3 separate regions of the Homo sapiens genome follow, and regions 2 and 3 are each linked to region 1. Evidence: read pairs that join two places in POLR2A ChIA-PET (ENCODE). Cell type or tissue: HepG2. All regions are shown on one strand. Region 1 holds the start of ISM2 (isthmin 2). Region 2 overlaps TMED8 (transmembrane p24 trafficking protein family member 8). Region 3 overlaps TMEM63C (transmembrane protein 63C).

Region 1 (2,500 bases):
CACTATGGGAGGCTGAGGCAGGAGGATTGCTTGAGGTCAGAAGTTCAAGACCAGCCTGGGACACACAGTGAGACCCCCCCATCTCTACAAAATAAAAAATAAAAAAAATTAGCCAGGTGTGGTGGTGCATGCCTGCGCTCCCAGGTACCCAGGAGGCTGAGGCTGGAGGATCGATTGAGTCCGGGAGGTTGAGGCTACAGTGAGCTATCATCACACCACCGCACTCCAGCCTGGGTGACAGAGAGAGATCCTGTCCCAAAAATAAAATAAAAGAGAGGGAGAAAGAAAAAGTAGGAAGGAAGGAGGGAGGGAGGGAGGGAGGGAGGGAGGGAGGGAAGGAAGGAAGGAAGGAAGGAAGGAAGGAAGGAAGGAAGGAAGGAAGGAAGGAAGGAAGGAAAAACGGCAAGATGGGAAGAGCTATTCGGGCCTCCTACAGCTTAGTACATGGAAGGACCCAGGACCCAAGACCTAAGACCACCTGCCACATAGGACTGCTCCTGCATACCCTAATACAAGTCTGGCTGTCTTTGTCCCCATGGGAATGAACGTCCGCTGCATTCCAGGGGGCAATAAGCTGGACTGTAGACCCCTCAGTGACTGGAAGACACAGGGTTTGACAGACCATGGCTTCTCTCCATGGCCAACACCACTCTTCCATCTCATTCCTGTTTTATACCCCAATGCCCACCCACAGGCCACGAGGACAGAGCCAGTCTCAGGCTGGCCACCCCTGCCGGCGGCTGGAGAGCCCCACTGTGCCTCCGCTTGTCTCATGGAAGGGGCTCACCTGACCGTTTGAACCTCAGCGGCCCTGGCCCGCCACTCCGCAAAGCGCCAGATTCCTCGCACCGGCGGGACTCCTCTCCGAGCTAGCGCGCACCTGGAAAGGGGGCTGCAGGCGAGGTCCGCTCAGGGCGAGGAAGCCCGGCCACCGTGGAGTGTCGGCCACCTCACTCCGCACAGAAGTCAAACTTGTCACCCGGCTGGTCCGCGGCAGCCCGGCTCGCGGTCACGCGCGAGGAGTGGAAGCCCCGAAGTCCGGCGCACCTGGGCAACGCCCGGTGTCCGGGAGCTTCCGGCCGGCCCCGGCCCCTCTCTCCATCGGGGGGTCGCTGCCTGTGTGTGTCCCGGTCCCGCTCCCCGCACGGCTGGAGCCGGCGGGCTGGGGAGGTGGGACCGACAGCGCGCTCCGCAGCCCGGTGCCGCCGCCACTCACCTCTGCGAGCCTCGTGAGGCTCCCAGGCCGTGGTCCGCGGAGCCGCGGCTTCTTCACGGGGAGCCCTAGCGCCGCCTCCAGCAGCGCCGCCAGCAGCAGCACGCAGAGGAGGAGCCCGGCTCGGTCGCGGAGCGCACGCATCGTCTCGGTTCCGAGGCTGCTCTGCCTGCACCTCTGCACGCGGCCGCGAACCCAGTCGCGCCCCGCCTCGCCTCCTCCGGGGGCGGGACCCGGCGATCCTGAGGGGCGCGCGGGGCACGGGGCCGCGCGGGGCGGGGGCGCGCAGCTCGCACAGCCTCTCTGGCCCCGGCTCCTCGCGTGGGCGCCCGCACAGCTCTAGGGTCCGCGCACCTGGACGTCCCCCACCCTCCTCCGAGGGGCCCCTCGGCGCTCCCCGACCCGTCTTGACCCTGTGGGCGGCTCTCTTTGATCTGGCCGCCTCCCCGCCCTCAGTCCCCGCCGCTGTCGCCGTCGCAGCCCCCAGCGAATTCCTGTTCGCGGGAAGCTGCGGCCCGGCGCGCTCCGGCCCTGCGCTGCGACTCCTGCGGGGCCCTGAGGGTCCGACGCCACCTCTGCCCTCCCCGACCGCGCTCCAACTGCGACCTGGACCGGCGGTGCCGCGCGGGCGAGGGAGGCGCAGCCCGACGGGAGAGTGGCGCGAGTCTTCGGATGCCGGGCAGATGTTTGGTTATGCCTCGAGGAAGGTTTGCTGGGGAGGAAGCCTAGAAGTAACTCCCCCAGGGCTCTTCCCAGTCTACTGCCGGAGGTGGAGACCAGAGCAGAGGCACAAGCCAGCACCTGCCATTCTGCACCCAGTGTCCTCGGAATGTTCTCAGAGCACTTTTAAAAACCGGAGAGTCGGCCGGTGGCTCACGCCTGTAATCCCAGCAGTTTGGGAGGCCGAGGCAGGAAGATCACTTGAGGTCAGGAGTTGAGACCAGCCTGGCCAACAAGGTGAAACCCCGTCTCTACTAAAAATACAAAAATTAGCCGGGCGTGGCAGCGCGCACCCGTAGTCCCAGCGGGTGGGAGCCCCGAGGTCCGGCGCACCTGGCCCACACACAGGTGGGAGAATCGCTTGCACCTGGGAGGCAGAGGCTGCAGTGAGCCGAGATTGCACTATTGCACTCCAACCTAGGCGACAGAGTGCGACCCTGTCTCAGAAAACAAAACAGGAGAAAGTTGAGACTCAGATGTGAGGATAAAGTCCCAGAAGGACAGCCGGGAGTCTGGTCGTCGCCTAGTTGTATCCTGGGTGAAACAGTGAAACTGCCCACTTCATCC
Region 2 (2,500 bases), 150 kb before region 1:
TAGAAACAACCCCATCCCGCCCCCATCCCTCCATGGCAGGGGCACCACTACACCATCACTTCCATACAGCTACTTGGAAGGCTGAGGCAGGAGGATCACTCGAGCCCAGGATTTTGAGGCTGCAGTGAGCCATGACTGCACCATCGCACTGAAGCCGGGTGACAGAGTGAGACCTTTGTCTCAAAAAAAAAAAAAAAAAAAAAAAATCAAGGCCAGGCACAGTGGCTCACATCTGTAATCATAGCACTTTGGGAGGTCAAGGCGGGTGGATCACCTGAGGTCAGGAGTTCGAGATTAGCCTGACCAATATGGTGAAGCCCTGCCTCTACTAAAAATACAAAAATTAGCCGGGTGTGGTGGCATGTGCCTGTAATCCCAGCTACTCGGGAGGCGAGGTGGGACAATCACTTGAACCCAGGAGGTGGAGGTTGCAGTGAGCCAAGATCGTGCCACTGCACTCCAGCCTGGGCGACAGAGGGAGACCCTGTCTCAAAAAAAAAAAAAAAAAAAAGCTTCTGTGGAATCTTTATCATAAATACTAAATAGATCTACCACAAGAAAAGTAAGAGCAAAATAGTCCAATGACTTCAGGCTCCTCAATGAAGAGGATTTTAGAGAACACATGAACATTCACTCTAACACTTCGTTTTCTGAATCGGTGCCTACTGGGTGCCAGTACAATGATGGGCCCTGTGGAAGATACAAATAATCATTCTCCAAAAAATAATGAAGACCAAGATGCCCTAAATTAGAGGGCAAAGAGAGAATTCCGGGAGCCACCCTCGCAGTGCTTTCTAATTCCAACCCAACCACTATGTGTCCACATTCTGGTGCCTCCTTTCATAAGAAAGAGCCAGAATCTGCCCCCTACCTCATTGAGGACCTGGGCCTGGTCTGCAGGCAGCAAATCCTGTTTCACCAAGGCCTGAGCCTCCAAAGGACCAGTTGCTTTCCGCAGATCTTCCGTGGCATCCTTACTCACTGGAGATACCATCTGTGGCCTCTCAGAGGAAGAGAGCATGTTAATTCAAGGACTCTTTGAAAAGACTCAATCATCCTGGAGAAACTTTGAAATAAAACAACATTCGAGATACCCCCTGCCCCACCTGCCCCTGGCATTTATTTAGCTCTACTGTCACCTTAGCCGACCACTGCCCAGGGCTGAATTGGTCCACAGTAAAGTGTTGACAGTGTGAAAACAAAGACTAACAAGGCCAGGTCAAAGGCTAGGAGAACCATGGAAAACACACAGCTCCATCATCTGAGATGGACTGCTGGTCTGGTTTTTTTTTTTTTTTTTTTTTTTTGTCATTGTTGTTTCTTTTATTTATTTATTTTAGTTGACAAAGTGTATATATTTATGGTGTACAATGTGCTGTTTTGATATATGTACACATTGTAAAATGATTAAATTGAGCTAATTAACATATCCATCCCCTCACATACTCCTTTTTGTGGTGAGAACATTTAAAATCTACTGTCTTAGCAATTTTCAAGTATACATTGTTATTAACTATTGTCACCATGTTGTACAAAGATCTCCAGAACTTGTTCCTCCTTCTAACACCTTATACCACTTGACCAACATCTCCCCATCCCACCCCCTGGCCCCAACACCTATTAACCACCATCCTGCCCTCGGCTTCTGTGAGTTCCAATGTTATTCCTCACTCTGCGGCCCACAGGGCCCACAGAATTTTAACCGAGGAATTGGTAGAATCTCAGTTCAGTTCTACACACAAAGCCACTGGCTAGAAGCAAAAGGAGGAGGTCTGCCTAAGGGAGACTGGGCACCAAAACAAAGTACAAAATGATGATCAAGGCAACCCTCTCTGCAGTTATCCCTGAGGCAGTCTTTCAGCAGATCCGTTTCATACCCTGTCCCCGTTCAGTGCTAGGGGTCATCACTTTCTCTCCTTTTTAAAGCACATTAATCAACAATCCCAATGGCTTCAAACACAGCTATGTGAATAGTTGTTTGTTTTTTGGCAGAGTGCACCAGTGATGCATCTCACCACAACCTCAAGCAATTCTCCTGCCTCAGCCTCCCGAGTAGCTGGGATCACAGGCATGTGCCACGACACCCGGCTAATTTTGTATTTTTAGTAGAGACAGTGTTTCTCCATGTTGTTGGTCAGGCTGGTCTTGAACTCCCGACCTCAGGTGATCTGCCTGCCTCGGCCTCCCAAAGTACTAGGATTACAGGCGTGAGCCACCGTGCTCAGCCATGAATAGTTGATTATAAAGATGCAAGGGAATGATTTATGCTCTCTTCCATTTCCCCTGGCCTCACAAAAACTAGAAAATTAGTGCCACGGTTGTAGCAAAATAACCCAGGCCTTTTGGGAATCTGTTGCTGATAAAAGGTGACATGGATTTTTTTGAATGGCAGTTATCCAAGTATGGTCTAGGGGCCCTTCGGGGGAGTCTATGAAGTTCAAACTGTTTCATAATAACACTAAAATGTTATTTCCCTTTTTTCATTCTCATTTTCTCAAGA
Region 3 (2,500 bases), 290 kb before region 1:
GTTTCTTAACCTCTCTGGGCCTGAAATTCCTCATTCATAAGATGGGATAAAAATAGAAGCTGCCTGGTCCTTCTCTTTAGCTGAGAGTCCCTTAGATGTAGTACAGATGTGGGAGGCCATCCTCCTGTACCCCAGAAATACAGTCCTCCTGGAATTGGGCAAAGCTGCTCTGTTCCTTCAAAGGCTTGTGCCTTCGGAGGCTGCGTGATGTAGTGGAGGCAGACACTTAGATTCTAATCCTGCCTTTGTCTCTCTCCAGCTGTGTAACTTTAGGCCAGTTACTTAACCTCTCTGAGCCTCAGTTTCTGTACGTGTAAGATGGGGATACTGACTCTTACTTCTTAGGCTGCTACCTCTCATGTTGCTTGTGAGGAATAAACGATGTTCAGTGGGATAGCCATAAGAAGGCCTGGCCCATCACAAATGCCCATGTCCTTTCCTGCCCCTTTCTTCTCCTGAGGCCCCCTCAGGGGCTACACCCATAGGAGCCTGGAGTGTGGTTCCAGTATTCTCTATCAGCCTTTCCTTTTTTCAGTGTACTTCTGTCTTGAGCCTAGCAGCTTCATTCCTGCTTGTTGGAATCAGCGTTCTCTGCCTCGAGGGTGGCACATAGCAAAGTGATCAGGAGGGGGCTGTGGAACCAGCCCCCCAGCTCAGGCCCTAACTTCACGGTACTAACTCCCTGATCTGGGCAAGTCTTTTAACCTCTCTGGGCCTGAAATTCCTCATTCATAAGATGGGATAATAATAGAACCTGCCTGGTCTTTGTACAGGAAACAAAAAACACTCTAGGAATCTTAAGCAAAACCAGGACTGGGACATGATGCTGTAGTCAGCTTGATTCATACAGGGAATCGCAGGGTCTCGAAATCACTGGAAGAATTAGAAGCTGGGTCTTCAGAACAGAGCAGAACTGTCCCTCCAGACAAATTACTCCTCACCCAGTCAGGAGGGCCATTACTGGAGCCACAGAGTTCACGTCCTTTCACCTGCTATCTAGGGATGAGAAAACTGCTGCAGCTTTTGCCACAATTGCCTCTCACACCACCCCCTCCCTGGGAGCCAGAGACTGGGCATTGAACTTCCTGCAGAGAATCCCTTCCTGTCCTCGGCATGGCTTGTCAGCAGAACACGGCCTGAGCACCAGGGAGATCGCCTCCTCCTCCCTCTCCTCCCTTCAGCCTTGTAAATCTATCTCCAGCATGTCTAATTGAAGAGCTCTAATCTGTATCCAGAACCCCAGCTGCAAGGGAGTGTTGGAAATGTACCTTTTAACTTTCCAGCTTCTGCAATATAGGAAGGCACAGAGGTGGGAATGGATGCTGAGGGTATCAACCGTGTCCCATATGCAACCTGATAGGTTTAACCCAGTCGACACCTGAAGAGACTTGGCACAGGGCCTGGCATATAGAACTCACTCAATAAGTGTTAGCTGTTATTCTTATTCTTGGGCTGGGGCAGCAGCGAGAATTGCCTGGCCCTGCCCACGAGCCCTGGCAGAGAGCAGCAGAAGCAGAAATGCCTTTGCCCAGCATGGTGCTGTCCATGGTGCTGAGAGCCCAGCTGGACCCAGCCAGGGGCAGCGGGATCATTGCTCTGCTTGCATCGTGGGCCCAATGGAAGGTGGAACTGCAATCCTCTCACCCCATGCTGAGGCTTCAGGAGTGACTGCAGCGGAGGGACGTTTGGGGACCTCTCGGGGAAGGCTGGCTTCGATCCTATGAAGAGGACAGCAAAAGCAACAACTTAGTTTGTGGCACAGTTTACAGAAAGAGTCTCCATGCACTATGCCCTTTAACTAACACTCATAATCACCCTGGTATAGGCAGGACAGATATGATCTTTAAGAAAAAACTGAATAGCAAGAGGTTAACTAGCAGCTGATAAACAATAGAGCCAGATTCACACCCAGTCTCCTTACCTGCAGCTGTATGCTCCCTCCACTCCCTGCAGCGACTGCTGGAGGGAAACTTGGTAGCCAATGTGCGCTATGTGGGGGCAAAAATTTGGGATTCATGTACTCTGTGCACTGTGCAAATGTGTACAAACCACCTACATTTTATTCTTTCCTACCCTTGAGTGTGTCTCTGGGTAAAGGGCCTTCTGTCTCTCATTGAGGCCTACTACGTGATGGTCTTTGGGAGAACCATGAAAAGTATAAGAGAAAGATATGGTCCCTACTATCAAAGAGCCCATGGATTTGTTGGTAAGCTGGCTGCTCACGTGCATGGGAAAATGAGAGGATGGTCCCAGGCAGTGGTTGCAAGGCCAGCTGTGTAAAGAGGGTGGGAACAAGGTTCAGACAGGGCTGGTAATCTGAAAGAGGGTTCAGAGGAGTACAATATAAGCTGGACTCAGGGGCTTTAAATGCTGATGAGACCAAGGCTCACCCAAGTCCAGGAGGAAGTGGCTCAAGCTGTGTAGGGGTGGGGCAAGCAACTCTGAATAAGGGGGCTAGTGGGGCAGAACAGAGGGTACCATGAGGAAGTAGCCAGGCCAG

What was found. ChIA-PET counts read pairs that join two places held together with the same protein. Peaks named below come from ENCODE experiments on the same cell type or tissue, not always from the same donor. Only the 100,000 strongest peaks of a DNase experiment are listed, where the experiment ranks them.
Region 2: POLR2A ChIA-PET joins it to region 1 with 7 read pairs; 2 of 35 experiments call an interaction of 5 or more read pairs at or near these places.
Region 3: POLR2A ChIA-PET joins it to region 1 with 6 read pairs; 2 of 35 experiments call an interaction of 5 or more read pairs at or near these places.

What each region holds. Positions count from the first base shown.
Region 1 is chr14:77,497,437-77,499,936 of GRCh38, forward strand. It overlaps ISM2 (isthmin 2), which reads right to left and starts at 1,380. Exons shown (of 7, transcript NM_199296.3): 1 at 1,217-1,380. The coding sequence starts at 1,357. RefSeq lists silencers at 864-923, 964-1,173, 1,444-1,633 and an enhancer at 2,004-2,063. In HepG2, no CTCF peak of the experiment used is centred here; DNase peaks (open chromatin) are centred at 1,385 and 1,655; H3K4me3 peaks cover 2,085 bases.
Region 2 is chr14:77,345,478-77,347,977 of GRCh38, forward strand. TMED8 (transmembrane p24 trafficking protein family member 8) reads right to left here. Exons shown (of 6, transcript NM_213601.3): 3 at 872-1,001. Among named protein-coding and RNA genes, the nearest start is that of GSTZ1, 26 kb to the left of the region's middle. In HepG2, no CTCF peak of the experiment used is centred here; a DNase peak (open chromatin) is centred at 1,204.
Region 3 is chr14:77,207,340-77,209,839 of GRCh38, forward strand. The region is part of intron 1 of TMEM63C (transmembrane protein 63C); the gene reads left to right. Among named protein-coding and RNA genes, the nearest start is that of TMEM63C, 27 kb to the left of the region's middle. In HepG2, no CTCF peak of the experiment used is centred here; a DNase peak (open chromatin) is centred at 1,522.